Linked DNA regions of Mus musculus: region 1 is linked to region 2. A link is a loop called in an ENCODE intact Hi-C map of the cell type or tissue named here. Cell type or tissue: left cerebral cortex. All regions are shown on one strand.

Region 1 (8,000 bases), 100 kb after region 2:
ATTTAACAATATGGAACAATGGTCTCCAAATACTGTACAACTTGTGTCACACTGGCCTTGTCTCTGGGGTCAGCTGCTAAGTGTCACGGGTCAAAAAATCCAAACAGTTGGCACTTACAGAGTGTTTGCCTATATGCTTTGAATGTTAACTCCTAGTCTTATGCAATTAGTAAGTCCTACCATTATTATTTGCTAAGAAAGGTTTATTCATTAGAATTACTTTTAATTAAGTTTTCTTATCCGTAAATCCTACCTTCTCTGCCTTTGTATGTTCTAAGAATTATGGAGTCCTTTATGAATACCACAAAGAAAGGTTTACTCTCACACACACACACACACACACACACACACACCTTTCTGGACTTTTTTATCTTCCCCCAACTGAAACTGAACTCACTCCCCACTGACTCCTCATCACTAAACTCTTAATGAGGGTAATAAGGGCTCTCCGTTCCAGTGGAAACAGTGAACTTGTTTCCATGGATTTAAAGGACTTCACTCTACCAGTGAGAGCAAAAGAGCTGGCCCTCTATTCTTGATACCAAGCTGCCAATGTTTGGATTCTATTAAAACCTGCTGAGATTTGCTTCTGTTACAACTTGGAAACATCTGCTCTGAGTCCAGGCCCTTGCTCAGTTGAGTTTATTGTTGTTTTGAAGTGCCAACTCAGCAGTCCTTCAGCTAACTCTTCCAAGAGGAGCTCAGCTGTCTGTGACAAGCCACATACACAGAGTTGCATCAGCACATCTCTCGGTGGCTGTGACAGCCTTGGGAGAAGAGTTGCTATTGACTTCCATAGGCACACAGAGATCTTGGATATAAGAAACTCTATGGCTTGAATGCTAGCTGTCTCTTGGCTGAAAATAACTGGGCCAATGGTTGTAGGACTCGCCATAAGCAGGATCATGAGTCAGAGGTAACAAAGAAAAATGACAAAGCAGACACCTTCAAGAAATCAACACCCTTTGTTTATACTTGGCCAGCCCCAATTCCATACCAAGGCATATTTATTTGCTCAAAAAAGATAGGCTGGCCAACATCAAACCCATCACAGTCTTTGGGGCTATCATGCATTTCTTAGTTCCTCTACAGTTTTTGCCATTTCTGCAAACTCCATGATTTGGTATGACTCAGGAAAATGGAAAATGATTCTGGGCTGTTTCATCAGAAGAACTCTATTTGCATCAAAAGGCAAGGCTCTAACTAAATAGTAATAGCAAAGTCCTTGGAGTCATGGTTGGACCTTCCGGAACCTCAGGGTATGTTATGGGAAACCAGCATACTCAATGTGTGTACTAAGGACAATAACTTTGGTATGGCTCTGAGTAGCACTGCTCAGAACCATTGAAGGGAGCTAGTTACCCTCAGCTTCTACCATCCTGAACATGAGTTCTGTAAAAGACTCGGTGTAAATTTACGTGGCTATTGTTTTCAAGACTTCATGACAGATCGTTCTCCCTTTCTTACACTCCTCCCAAAGTAATCAGCCCTACTGAGACTCTCCAGCGTACAGACAGGAGAGAGCACAGAGTACTTCAGTAATGCAGGCCCTGTCTTGTTAGATAAGAAGTTCCTCACGCAAGAGTGATGTGATAGGATGGTATTTAAAGAGTAAGGCAGGATGAAGTGCTTATTGTTTTAGGACAAATTGCTTTTACTACAATTGAGTATTGTATCAAATTGATATTTTTAATGAATATTAAGAGACTCATTAAAAACCATCTTGATTAGAACTGACTAGATTAGTTTTGAAGATGGAATTCCTTAGACTTCTACCTTTCCACTACTAACAAAGGTGAGCCAGAAGTGTTGTGTCTACATTATAGTCCAGAAAGGAAAGGAAGGCACAGAGCGGTATAGTAGTAGCAAGGAGAGTTTGGCCCTTAAGTATACGTATGAGAGTGGCCATCGCCTTCTGTCATTTCTGTCCTTATAGTCATCAATAAAATCAGCATCCCACAAGAGAGCAGAGGATTTCAATAGAAATTTTGTACTAGGCTTAGAAACGTTACCACTGGCAACTTGGCTTTCCGTTTTAGACAAATATAAAGTTATTAGGTTTAATAATTCAGTAGGGAAATAAATAACAGCTCTGGTAAATGCAACAGGGACTGATGGCACCAGAGCCCTCAGAAGCTTGAGGCTTCCCAAGGTCCAGCATTACTAGGCCTTGACTGCATCAAGAACTCTAGGCCATCCACCAAGTATGTGAGGGGTAAGCCTTGGGTTGTCCTGGTTCCGTTTTTCTGTCATGAAATCTTGGAGTATTTGGTTGGGCACTTGAGTTTGCACTTCAGTCTGCTACCTGGTCGTACTTGCTTTGAGAGCAGTCACCTGTCCCCCTTCTGGTCATCTTTTCTGTTATATATATGGTTGAATCTGCTTGGTGCTGTCTGTTTCAGGTATGATGTTCTGTGGACGATCTCGAAGAGTAGCCTTGTCTTGCTTGTTCAAGATGTCTGCTCCTTAGAGCCGGCCTTGGTCTTCTTCACTCACGAGGCTTTGTTCCGCTCTTTGTCTTCCAGGTGACACGATATTCATCATTCTGAGGAAACAGAAACTGATCTTCCTGCACTGGTACCACCACATCACTGTGCTCCTGTACTCCTGGTACTCCTACAAAGACATGGTCGCTGGGGGTGGTTGGTTCATGACTATGAACTATGGCGTGCATGCCGTCATGTACTCTTACTACGCCTTGCGGGCTGCGGGTTTCCGAGTCTCCCGGAAGTTTGCCATGTTCATCACCTTGTCCCAGATCACTCAGATGCTGATGGGCTGTGTCATTAACTACCTGGTCTTCAACTGGATGCAGCATGACAACGACCAGTGCTACTCCCACTTTCAGAACATCTTCTGGTCCTCGCTCATGTACCTCAGCTACCTTGTGCTCTTCTGCCATTTCTTCTTTGAGGCCTACATCGGCAAAGTGAAGAAAGCCACGAAGGCTGAGTAGTGTCAGGGCTGAGGAGGAAGTCATAGCTCAGGGTCATCACGAAAAATAATCGACAAAAGAAAAATGGCACAAGGAATCCCATATGGTGCAGCTAAAACAAAACAAAACATCCGTATGAGCAGGCACGAGGCCCAAGGCAGCTTGGGACTGAAGATTAGGTTGTAAGTTTATGATCCTTTCTGGGTGAGGACTCGCTGAGTGCAACTCTTATCTCAAAGCACGGCTGCTGAGGGGACCCCTTCCCTCTGGCCTGTCAACTCTAGAACACACTAGATGCAAAGGCAGCCACGGGCAAAGAGATTGGGCAGAGATTAGTGGACGGCCAGCAAAACACTGCAGGAAGCAGGTGGGGGGAGGAATCTACTCAGCCTTTTTGTTTTGTTTTGTTTTGTTTTGTTTTGTTTTTCTCTAAGGATAAAGGAGTTTCCCCTTTTCAAACGATGTGAGCACACACACACACACACACACACACACACACACACACACACACGCAATCTTTTCAACACGAAACCAGAGCTAAAAGAAAAGATAAACATGGGAGAGACAGGGTTTCTATCTGGGACAGCAATGCTTTTGCAAAAGGCTAGGCCTTTTAAAGAAAGGTGAGCTTGTAACTCCTTGATAAAAGATGTCTTAATTATTTTTACTGCAACTGAAAGTAAAGAGGTAGAGCCTTTCCCCTTCTGCACAGCCTCAGGGCTTGTATGTTCGCTACAACCAAACACAGGACAGTACTTCCCCCATGATACTTTATTACTGGGAGAAAGAAACCCCTGTAGTTGAAACACCACACTGACAACTGTTATTTCTGCTCTCCGACGAGAATTCAAGCATCCGTTGTTCAGTTGCCCCAAACTTTAGGACGGAGGAGTAAATGCAGAACTGAAAGGGAAGAAGCTCAGCTGGCTGGCTTGAAAATGGAGTCTTGTACCATGTGTAACAAATGCCAGCCCATCGTCCCTGGAGCTGAACAGGGAGGAAGGGCTATGGGCAGAGACTAGAGCCGGATTCATCCAATGTGCAGACAGCGTGTTCGCCTCCCTCCCTGTTCGACCTCACACATAATCCTGGCTTTCTAAATGAGGCCCTGTGACACACTCTGTGCTTTCTATATTTTTGTGACTTTCAAACACAGATCTGCAGGGCTCTGCCTGATTTGGGGTAAACACTGTGTTTCTGCAGCCTCTGCATTTGCTCCCTTCAGCAGTGCAGAGGCTTGAGAAGTGCCCTCTGCTGGCTTAGTGAGAAGCTTCAACAAACACTTCACAGTAGGTTGAAATAACTGACCACTAAGGGCCTGCGGAGATTAAACCCTAAGTTCTAAGTGCTGTCAAACACCTGACATATATTTGACCAAATCAGAAGAGAGAGAGAACCTCTATGCTTCAAGTAAGCGTCATAAATTTTTTAAGTGACTTTCACTTGAGAACTCAGAAAGTCAATGTATTAAGAGCCATATTCTGAAAGAAAGAAAGAGAAAGAAAGAAAGAAAGAAAGAAAGAAAGAAAGAAAGAAAGAAAGAAAGAAAGAAAGAAAGAAAAAGAAAGAAAGAAAGAAGCAAGCTAGACAATGTTAACTGTAATATTTCAGTCCTCTACAAGCCAAATAAATGTGTCGATGTTCCTAATATTTCAAAGACGCAATTACATAAAGTTGTTCAATGTGATATAATAGTATTCTAATTGGTTAAGTAGTTTAATGATTAGGCAAACTAGCAGAAACAATTAGAGGCTGCTACACCACGTAGATTATACACACATAGCCACGTACGTGAGGTACACGGAGCTATAAAGCTCAAATCAATAGTAACACGATTTTTGGCTAGCAGAAACTATCACCTATCTTCCTTTACTTGAGAGTGTACAGTAAAAGGGATTTTTTTTCAAATTATTTTTATATTATTTTAGCTTTAATTGTGCTGTCATTCATGGAACAGCTGCTCAGCAGCCTTCCTGTGAGAGATGACAGGGGTGTTTTCGTGTGGCTTGTTTACGTGTGGAATTGGAAAAGAATAAAATCTGATTCCCTTCTGTGGGAATGGGATCAAGGGTAGACAAAGGACCCATGTAGATCAAGTCATAACTGAACGACCAGGGAAGGGAGCCAGGCGGGGGCGGGAGTCAGCTGTGGCTTTCATGTTACCATTGTGTGGTGGCTGATGGACGGGACGTGGTTGGAGGGATGTTTTCTTACTTGGGGTAGAAGTTAACCGGAGATGAAAGTCTAGAAGCCACTCTGTCCAGTGGAATCTTAGGGTGTACTTGTTCCTTTGAGCTTTGTAAATGCACAATAGTGTACAATAATAAGCCTTTCCCTTGCCTTATGGAAGAAAGTGAGCAAGATAATGAAAACCAAGAAGCCACCTATCAGTTGAATTGAGTCTAATCAAAAGGCCAGCCTGAGGCTCCTCTGGTCGGTTCAGTTTAATTTAGATATTTACCATAGAATACAGGTACAATATGGAAATCTCATAAGCATAAACTTTAAAACGACTAAGCTATGCTTCCAAAGCACTTTAGTCTCAGTGTTCTTCGCTTCATGCTCTCTCCACTTGTAAAATAACTTAGACTTTTCATTCGCAGGATGAGTATATAATAATTAAGTTTCCAAACCAGCTAAACTGTAGCTACAGGCAATTCCAGTGTTCACCATGGGAAGAAAAAGCCACATGTTTTTTTAAAAACACAGAATTCTGATATAGGCTCAGCACACAGTTTTTAACATATCAGCTTAGCTGCTCTAATTGTATCAAGATACGAGGCTGGACCACTGGCCTATGACACATCTAAAACCTGCCAGAATTGACTGCCACGTAGATAATACTGCTGTCAGTGAACATTCCGGGCAAGCAAGTTTTTGTAGCTGCCCCACTATGCTGCAATAGATTATCTTTCTATTGAAGATTTCTCGCTGCATTCCAATCCCAGTGTGGTGAAAACTTAATTCCTGGATTGAATGAACACAAATCCAAGGTTTCATATAAACGCAGTGCGGTCACTAGGTCTGAGCATCAACTCAAATGTGTTGAGTTTGCAATGAAATTCTAGTGAGAATCACTCCATTCACACAGTAGGAGATTTTTATCTGGACCTTCTAGTGTCAACTGTGAGGAGAAACAACAACTATCATTATTATTTATTTATTGTATTTATATCCAATGCCAGGCCAAAGTATTGATTTAGATCAAGCAGTGCCCTTCCCCCCCTCCCAACCCCCCATCTTTCTAATCCTTCTGCACTATAGAAAGTCAAGACTGGAGGGGAAATCCATATTCATTGCTGCAGGGGAAAGCAGGTTTATTAATCCTCCCGCTGTCTTTATGAGACCGATTGACCAATGTAGCTCAGGCAGAAGTTTCATGTGGGTGGGATATCTACAGGAGCCTAGGAAAACACTTCCAGAGAAGATAACCACAGACTGTTGTTTTTGTTCATTTGTTTTATATCTTCATGGTAAGATAAGCCTGTCACGGAGTTACAAGGCACCATGACACTAAGGTAGAATGTTCCAGAAGTCTGGCTACCTTCCCAGGCTGCTCAGTTACCTGGGAGTGTCTAGTTACTATCTTGTTCTGACGAGAGGAGCTTTTGCTCAAGAACTGCCAGATACAGACACCAAGTCAGCCCTGGCACACTCTACAACCTCCGGGCATAGGTAATGGGTCTTTGACTATTGGATTGCCTCAGTGTCAAGTGAGTTCCTAGAAGAAGAGACCGAGTAGGCTCCACCCCCCAGACTCCACCACACTCTGAGTTGCATTGGCAGGATCGGTGTCTAGACACAGTTCTTTGTGAAGTGTCAATGCTAGAGACAGTTGTGAGGAGATCATGATGACAGCCCAGAACTTTCTAGCCTTCAAATGCATCCTTTTCCAGTCTTTGTTTTGATAACAGCTATTTTGCTATCAGTTTGGGACAACAGTAGAGTCTGTGGCCATGTGATCTACAGCTTATGATCACACAGCTCCCATTTCCTGGTGCCTGAGATCCCAGCCATCAGAAAGTGATTTGGGTGAGAATTCACAACATATATGTCACCTCTGCATATTGAAGTGACATCTAATAAAACAAGGACGTCCTATTTTGTCTGAACCCGCTGAATGAAGCTCTGTTATCCTAGTTAGTCATTGGGCCGCCATCCTCTGTACCCGATAGTGACACAAAACAGATGTCGGTGCCTGTACAAGAATTCTCAGTGCCTGTTGTGACAGACTGTGCTTAGAAGAAACATTCGTGAGCCATAAAGCAGGAACCACAGATGAAAGGGCCAGTTAAAAGTCCACCTGCTCCAAGTATCATAGAAAACCCAAAAGCCTGTTGTATAATCTGGTATTGTCCCCATCCCCAGATGCTTTGAAAACTAGGATTCTCAGAGCATGGATACCCACGCTTCCATCTTCCCACAAACATTTCCTAGAGTTGTACTGGTGGGTGCAGCGCCTAGGTGGTTGGTTGGGGGAAGTCTTGGAAGCTGTACTTTGATTGCAGGTCAAGCAAAGCCAAATCCAGATATTTCTGTGTCACTCACCAGTTGTCCATGTCCACCCACAAAACAATTGTATTATAGTCAAGTTGTCCTAGCTGATTGGTCCTCAAATAAGGATGCAACTATGTTTGCAACCCAGTTAGGACACATTTGAAAGAACCTGACTCACTAGCATCTAAACAATATCATTTCCCCAATGCTTGGTGGCACTTCAGACTTTTGTTCTCCTGGTTGATCAAGGTGTTGCCTGGTGGTGCCGCCTCCTAGTGTGAATATTTCAGTTAAGTGTGGGTCTGAGCATGACCGGGCTGGGCTTAGCTCACTGCTACTTGGAAAATGACTGGCATTCTGCTTCCTAGGCCCTAAACCCATATTCAGAGGGAAAATTCACTATCAAGCCTCACAGCGAAATCACAGCAGTGTTGGAATTCTTATTTTCAAGTGCTTATCTCACAACATTGAAAAATATTTTTGGTGTATTAAGATTTAAAATAAAGTCATCATAACTTTTGATTTAAAACTGTTTCTAGTTCTTTGTTGTTTTCTGGTCTGGAGCGGT
Region 2 (8,000 bases):
ACTCAGCTAGGAGGATCATTCAAGGCAAGTTTGTGCGCTTGAATAAAACCAGGTCTCTCTCTCTCTCTCTCTTTGGTTTTTCGAGACAGGGTTTCTCTGTGTAGCCCTGGCTGTCCTGGAACTCACTCTGTAGACCAGGCTGGCCTCAAACTCAGAAATCCGCCTGCCTCTGCCTCCCAAGTGCCGGGATTAAAGGTGTGCGCCATCAACGCCTGGCTTACCTTTTATATTTTACACTGGCTAGAAATTGCTGTGTGAGGCAGGCAGTGGAAGAAACATGCCTTTAATCCCAGCACTCGGGAGGCAGAGGCAGGTGTATAGCTGTGAGTTTGAGGTCGGCCTGATGTACAGAGTGAGTTCCAGGCTAGCCAGGGCTACACAGTGAAAGCAATGTCTCAAAAAGCAAACAAACAAACAAATAAAAGCTCTATGCAAACCCTCCACCCTTCGTTCATACTCCAGGGCTTCTGCACTTGGTCTCTGTAAGACTTTAACAGATGGGAGGGCACTTATCTGGACTGATGACATTCCTGGTTCTGGGCAGTATGCTGTTTAATTTTAATCTTTATGTTCACTCTAGCAACTCTAACCAGTAGGCAGCCGCTGGAAGCTAGGAGCTCCTGCCATCAAACTCAAGCACAGAGATGAAATGGTAAAGCAGGCCTCCAGGGACACACTCACCCAACAAGGCCAGGCTCCTAAAATCCCGTCAAACAGCACCACCAACTGGGGACCAAGTACTCAAAGGGCCAAACCTATGGGGCATTCTTATTCAAATCACTAGATATTTTGTAAACTGTGCCTTATGCTGGGCAGGCCTCAGGCTTGCAGCGATCTTGTCTCTGCCTTCCTAAGGCTGGGATTACATTTGCCAATGGGATTACATTGGCTCTGGTTCCCTTCCTCACTCTTCTGGTCTCACCCAGTCACTTTACCAACAAGGAAGACAGCTCCCAGGCCCAGGCCCAGGGCTAACGTCTTTCTTTCATCAGCTACCCCCACCTTTCGGACTGATTTTGCCAAGTGTTTAGTCTTAGGCCTTCTTCAAAGACATTCAGGATGGCCTGACATATTGCCCCTAGAAGGACAATCTATATCTGAAGAGATAAGTGAAATCTTTACACTAAGTCTTTGAGAGTGTCAGAGGACATTAATGTCTTAATCACCAACTAGACCTCTGATTGATGTAATAATCTACAGGATTTCTTTTAACTCTGACTTATCTATCTATTCTGTGTGGATGTATGTGTGTGTGTGTGTGTGTGTGTGTGTGTGTGTGTGTGTGTGTGTGTGTGTGTGTGTTGGTGGTGATGGTGGAAGGAGGGATAGATAGGGTCTCATGTGGCCCATTATAGCTTGGAGTTTGTTACTTAGCCAAAGATGACCTTGAACTCCTGATTCTCCTGCCTCTACCTCCCAAATGTTGGAATTATAGGCATGGGTTACAATGCAGACTTCCTTCCTTTAAAGAAGTGTGTGGGGAGGAGTTGGGGGGGGGGGCTGCTTCCTTGTGCAGGTGAGCAGGTGCACGAGGAGGCCAGAGCTGTAATGGAATGTGTCATTCTCGAGATGTCTCCATCTTCATTTTAAAGACAAGGTCTCTTACTCATCTCCAAGCTCCTATTTCAGGTTTGTTATTTCAGGCTAGCCTTAGACTCATGTAGATCCGCCTGCCTCTGCCTCCCGAGTGCTGGGATTAAAGGCGCGCAGCACCACCACCTGGCTCACAGAGCCATTTCTAGCCAGCGTAAGATATAAAAGATACCTGGTCTCCAAAAATGAAAATACACAGGAGGAGTTCCCCGTCTCAGCCTCAGAGGTTCTGGGACTCTGAACTCAGGTCCTCATGCCAAGCCATTTTCACAATGTGGTGGCAATACCTCTTTCATTCCAGCACAAGGGAGGCAGGGGCAAGGAGAGCTATGAGTTGGAGGCCACACTGATTGATCTATTGCTCTACTGTGCAATTTCCAGGATGGCCAGGGATACACAGAGAATCAAAAAACAAAAACAAATAAAAAACCCAAACAAAAACAAAAACAAATGACATTAAAAACCCAGGGTGTCATTCTATCTCCTTGGCTGACCTGGATCTTGTTACTAGACCAGGCTAATCTCAAACTCACAAAAATCCACATGCTTCTGACTCCAGAGTGTATTAGGATTAAGGACATACCCACCCCCCAATTAAGGACATACCCCACCCTTTTAAGACTTGGGGGGCAGGGGAAGCAAGGATGTCACTGTGAAATTCAGACTCACCTCAAATTTCTGGCAATTTTACTAGCACCAGTCTTCCCGCCTCAGCCTCCAGTGTCTTCCTGAGATGATCTGACTGCATGAAATGCCCTCGCCTCATTTTAGTTGGCTGGTAGGTGAGGAAATGAACATCTTAGAGGGTATTTTCTCTCTGGTCCTAATGTACATCTTTAAACTAATAGGTTCTTAGCTGGGCTGTGGTGGCCCGAACCTTAGTCCCAGAACTTGTGAGTGAGGCAGAGGCAGGCAGATCTCTGAGTCTGAGACCAGCCTGGTTTACAGAGCCAGTTCCAGGGCAACAAGGGCTACACAGAAAAATCATGTCTCGAAAAGCCAAAAGCACCTAAAAAACCCAAACCAAACAAACAAAAAAACCCAATCTTGAAAATCACAAACATTTAAAAAACAAACAAACAAACTAATAAGTGTTGATCAGTATCTTTTGTTGGATCTAAATATTATATTATTAGGTACCTTATTGTCTCTTACTTCCTTCTTCCTTTTAGGACTAGAAAATACCATCCTCCAGAAAAATAAGGAGTATTTGGGAATGGTTGCTGTGAGCTGGTAGCCCAGGGGGAGGATTAGCATTACATAAATCCCTCTCCTACATTAATCTTTTCTTCCTAATTTCACAAGAATAAGGCAGAACTAAAGTAAAGCAGATAGATAAAGTTTTGGTATTTAGATCAGTAGGCCTAATTCTGTATGCCAAATTCCCTTCCTTTGTTCATTAATATCCCCTCCTGGTAGCCAAACCCTCTACCTAACTTCTGCCTCCTAGTCAACCTTGACTTCCCAGGTCCTCATCCTCAGCATCCTGTCTGCACGTGGTCTTAGTTCCGAAGGCTACCTGGCCCTAAGGTCAAGGTAAATCCGCGCCCAAGCTGCCCGGTGGAGGTGGTCTCAGAGGGTGCTGCGGGATCGAGGTAGTGAGGAGACTAGATCGCAAGACGTGATCCTCACATTTATTTGCCTGGAGTTCTCATGCCAGAGAACCTGGCAGATTTTACTATTTCCCAATTGTTTACTCGCCAAGCTTTCAGGTCCACGCGCCTCAGGGCTGCGCCTCTCACTCTGAAACTTCATTCAAAGGCCAGGCAGGGAGGCCCAAGAGGTGGCGAATGGGCTTGAGTATGACCTCAAGGCCACTTCCTCCCTCTTGGCGCCCTTCCCTCCCCTCCCCCAGTCCACCAACCACCTTCTTGTAAACAAAACTATCCCCCAGGGCGATGGGAGGTCTTGCTCTTCTGCGCCCTCTCGCGCAAAGGGTTAATTTTCCCGATCGCACGAGGGGGAGGAGATTTCCCTGTAGACGAGTAAAAAGCGTGATGGACAAACGTGCGGGCACTAAGACCGCAAGGCATTCATTTCCTCCTACGGTGGATGCGGACGCTGGGAGGAGAGCCCCTGAGCTAGGAGCTGGGAGCAGAGGCGCAGGCAATGCTCAACCCTGGATGTAGCTGAGAGGCTGGGAGAGAGATCGGCCAGGAGACTGACGGCGGGGCAATACCTAGGGGGGTGGGAGGGGGAAGCAGACAGGAGAGCACTCAAAATAAAAGGCTCTTTACAGATTTTTTTATTTTGTATAGAGAACACGTAGCGACTCCGAAGATCAGCCCCAATGAACATGTCAGTGTTGACTTTACAAGAATATGAATTCGAAAAGCAGTTCAACGAGAACGAAGCCATCCAATGGATGCAGGAAAACTGGTAGGTGATGCTTTCGCGAGATACTATTCCCGGGAGTGCATTAATGTCGGTATTCCTGGTCTGAGCGTGAGCGGAGCGACGGATGGATTGCCGGCAGTAGCCAGCAGATCGCGGAGTTCCAGGGTCTCATGTCTGCAGGAGACTCTGAAGCTGCATGGAAGCGTGCGGTTTGGGGGGTGCTCTGTGTGAGCCGCGGCCACGCGGGCATCTTTGTGTAGATTATATAACATAGAACATATAATATGTGTACCTGTAATAATATACGGGAGACAGAGGCATGTTACAATCCAGCTATCCCACCTGTGTTGTCTCCCTGCTTTCGCTTAGATTTGGGGGTTCTGCTTGGCCTCCCGCAACTGGAGCGTGCAAGGCAGTGGAGGGAGGACCCGGTCTCCGCTCCCTTTAACCCTCTTCAGCCCGCCTCTCTCTGGTCCTTTCCCTCTCCCCATCCCTCGTGTCCTTCCTTTCTCCTTGTAGTTCTTCCACTTTACTGCCCTCCCTTGACTGCCGCCTCCAGCCGTAGATGCCCAGGGTCCAGGACCCCTTCCCCACTCAGATTACTTTCCGGTTTCATAAAGACATCGGGGAGGAGGGGACAATGAAAACTGCAATAAAAATGAATGAACCCGAGCAAGTGGAGCCACGCCATTATTAAGTTTCTGTGTAAAGGAAACGCCTTTTGGACACGCTTCTCCGCGTGGAGCAGCAGTTTAAGTACTGGAAGGCTCCTGCCAGGGCAGTCTCGGAGGTCTTTCCCCAGAACTTCGAATCCGGGAAAACATCTTGTTTACTGAGTTCCTCCGGTCAGTCTTCTGAAAAATCCCCGTGTGGGAGGCGATCCGGTGTCACCTTGCAGTATTTTAAGAAGGGAGCTCCCTCCTTCCCGTAGACCGTGCTGTGGTTGGAGATGTTTCCCTCCGGTTTAGTGCGAGCCCCCTCGATCTCCCCACCCCCACCCCACCCCCTCTGCGCCGCGGCCGGCCCTCGGGGGGCTTCCGGGCTCCGGGAGGTTCCGCTGCCGCGTGCGAGGGCGCTCGCGACCTGCCTTCCCTCCCTCCATTCATCAATGGGAAACCGGAGACGCCGGCGCTCCCGGGCTGGAGCGGGTGGTGGCAGCCGCCGGGGGTTCGCCTTCTCCAGCCCGATCCCGGGCTTGCTGCTCCCGCCCCTTCTCGCCCGCGGGGAGCGCGCCCACCCTTGGCCTTCAGCTTGCGAGCTGGGCCCTTGGGCGGTTTACGGCGGCGGCCGGGCGGAGCCGAGACTCCGGGGCGCGCGAGTTCGGGCCGCGGCATGGCGGCTGCCTGGAGGCCCTGAGCCCCAGAGCCAGCCTGGTGCGGTCGCCGGCGTGCTCCTGGACACCGAGGACGCGGGCCTGGGTCCCGAGCGCGATTACACCCCCGGGGAGTCTGGATCGCCCCGTAAGGGGGAGGCCATAGGGAGGCCCGAGCGCTGCAGGAAGCCCAGCCCCCTCGGGCTGGCGTTCGGGGGGTCCTAGCGGTGCACTTCCTCCCGTTAGGGGCTTGGGGGGGAGGGGGGGCTGTGACCCGAGCTCAACCTGCCAACCTAGGGCTCCGATCTTCTCTGAGACCATTTGTCACCGTCCCTTGCAGGGCTCTAGCCTGCCTTCCTGCCTTCCTCCTCCAGTAGCCCGCAGCTCGCGTCTCTAGCTTGCTGCATCCCGGTTGGGCCTGTCATTCCGGAGCAGGCATTCCTAGCCTCTGCAGGCGCATGGCACTCAGTCTGCCCTGCTGCTGCACCACCCTAGTGCATGCTGTTTGTTGCCCACCCCACCCCACCCCCTTTTCCTAAGGTACCCCAGGACCATTTCCCGCCTCTTTCTCCAGACACTCAGTTAAGTGACTTTCACTCTGTCAGAACTAGACAGGTCCTTGGTCCTCGTGGGACTGAAAATATCCCAAATCCATGAATTTCTTTTCCCTTGTTATTCTTTGGCCACTATTAACTCCTGAACAGTACTTATGTTCTTCCTGACAATGTATTTTCATTATCTTATTTTCCTTATTTCTTATTTTAAAGGTGGCTCCTAGCACATCGTGGGCTGATGTGATGAACCTTTTCTGGTCTTTTTTTTTTTTTTTTTCTGGTCTTGATTTTGCAAAGCATTTTGCAAAATCTTACTTTGTACAAGGCAGATGCTTACAAGGTCCAGCGATTAAAACGCTCATTTGACCGCCAACACAACCTGCTCATATCCGTGTCTGGATTCAGCATGCTTGGCTTGCGTTTTGAACGCTGTTCTAGTCACACTGTAGAATGGATGTTCTTCCCGTCTTTTGATCGTTGGCTTTATAGTTTTGGATAGCTTATTACAGTGGATAAGCTTATTACATCTCGTCCGTGCTGATCTTAGCCACTGTCCCTTTTCACTTCACGATTCTAGTTCTCTTGGAGCCTGATTTCAGAACTTTCCCACCCGCTCTCCGCAACCAAAATGTCTTGGTCGTAATGAAGGTTCTCTTCTCATGTCATTAGACAGGAATCCCATCATAAAGGCTTATATATACCCTCTTGCGAGGGGAGTTGAGGGGCTCCAGAACCATCAAGTCTCACCTTCACCTGTCCTTGTCACTTAGAATGGTTTGAAATAGCTTCTGGAAGAAATCAAGTATAGAAGCCTGTGTGCCCTGTCTTTTGAGAACCTATTTGTAACTGTTCTTTAAAATCTGCTAGACCTAGTCTAAACAAAGTTGCTAATTGTAACAAATCTCTAGTAAGCTGAGTTGCCAGGGCCTCTGACCACCGCTGGGGTCGAGGTGGGGGTTGGGGGAGCCAGGCACGGGTCCTTACATTACAGTAGTCTGTATATAGGAACTAGCCTCATTTAGGAGCACTTGGAATAAGGAGTTGGTAAGACCAGCCCTATAACGCTTTACCTTAGTTACCTCAGCATCCATTCACGGAATGGGGCCCCAGGTTTCCCAGTAGCCTATGTGTAAACTCAGCTGGCTAAGCTGAGACAACAAACTCGTGACATTTATTGCTGCCTTCATTGTTTAACCTGATACTCACTGGCCTAGATAATGAAATATTGTAGACATTTATTTTTGTAGCAAATGGTTTCATAAGAGACTAGACTGCAATGACAATTTCAGTGCAAAGTAGTAAATATGTATTCCCTTAGAAAATCACCCTGTGTGATTGATTTTCTTGTAACTGCCGCCCAGTTAAAAGTCACCTGGGTAATATGATCCGGTGCAGTTTCTAACATGAGGTAGGGAAAAATGCCTGCCTTTTAGCTCCAAATAACATGTCCCAGTTCCAGTTTTAGACTGGAAAGCCCGTGAATGGATGCTATTAAAGCATCCATGTAGATAGACATTTTGTTCTTTTATGTCCTGGCTGGCCATCACTTGTGCTCACTAACAGCCGACTCAATCGGTAAATGCTGCTAGCGAGGAAGCACGGTCACCCAGCCATCGGAAAGGCTGGAAAAGAGACAGCGGATTCATTGAGAAGGAATCCTTCTCCCCTTGAGCCGCCTGCCTGCCTGCCTGCCTGCCTGCCTGCCAGGTTTGTGCTAAGACTGGATGCTAGTTGCTCCGGTTGTAATTGCCTGGCCAATGATGATTATGTTCTGATGTCGGCTGACACGGCATTCACCAATAGGAAAGCAGGAGGCCTGTGCTGACTGCTGTAGCATTATGTATGTGGGGTGACGTCATCAAAGGGCTTGCCTAGAATCTCTTGAAACCCTCCCCCCTCTCCTGGCATCCTCCACTCTTGCAGCTTTGAGTGCTTTGTATACTTTTCTGATTTTCTCCTCTCCTCCTGTGGTGATTTCTAGAAGGCTTTTTTTGTTTTGTTTTGTTTTTCCATATTTGTGTTCTGTATTCTAGGGTTATGAGACAACACAAATTTATTTTTACTGAAGGGGGAAAATGGACTTTAAAGAGAGCTACATCGTGTCTCTACAGTCTTGTGTATGAAGTTTAAAAAGCATTGTAAACCAGTGTTGGCTGTGCACATTTTCCAATGGCTAGATTTATGCTGTTTTTCCTGTGGGGACA

The links. Hi-C counts contacts between places; a loop is a spot of excess contacts. Peaks named below come from ENCODE experiments on the same cell type or tissue, not always from the same donor. Only the 100,000 strongest peaks of a DNase experiment are listed, where the experiment ranks them.
Region 1: a loop joins it to region 2, with 8 times the contacts of the local background. A loop is called at or near these places in 18 of 42 quality-filtered maps.

The regions. Positions count from the first base shown.
Region 1 is chr3:129,630,535-129,638,534 of GRCm38, forward strand. It overlaps Elovl6 (ELOVL family member 6, elongation of long chain fatty acids (yeast)), which reads left to right. Exons shown (of 5, transcript NM_130450.2): 5 at 2,526-7,961. The coding sequence ends at 2,956. Among named protein-coding and RNA genes, the nearest start is that of Gm35986, 100 kb to the left of the region's middle. In left cerebral cortex, a CTCF peak has its summit at 4,186 (motif pointing left); DNase peaks (open chromatin) are centred at 660 and 4,129.
Region 2 is chr3:129,528,797-129,536,796 of GRCm38, forward strand. It overlaps Elovl6 (ELOVL family member 6, elongation of long chain fatty acids (yeast)), which reads left to right and starts at 3,590. Exons shown (of 5, transcript NM_130450.2): 1 at 3,590-3,699; 2 at 3,852-3,972. The coding sequence starts at 3,884. Gm35986 (predicted gene, 35986) reads right to left here and starts at 3,592. Exons shown (of 3, transcript NR_153368.1): 1 at 3,461-3,592; 2 at 2,263-2,368. In left cerebral cortex, CTCF peaks have their summits at 695, 4,988 and 5,194; DNase peaks (open chromatin) are centred at 3,634, 4,144, 4,352, 5,084 and 4 more places; H3K4me3 peaks cover 4,430 bases; H3K27ac peaks cover 4,568 bases.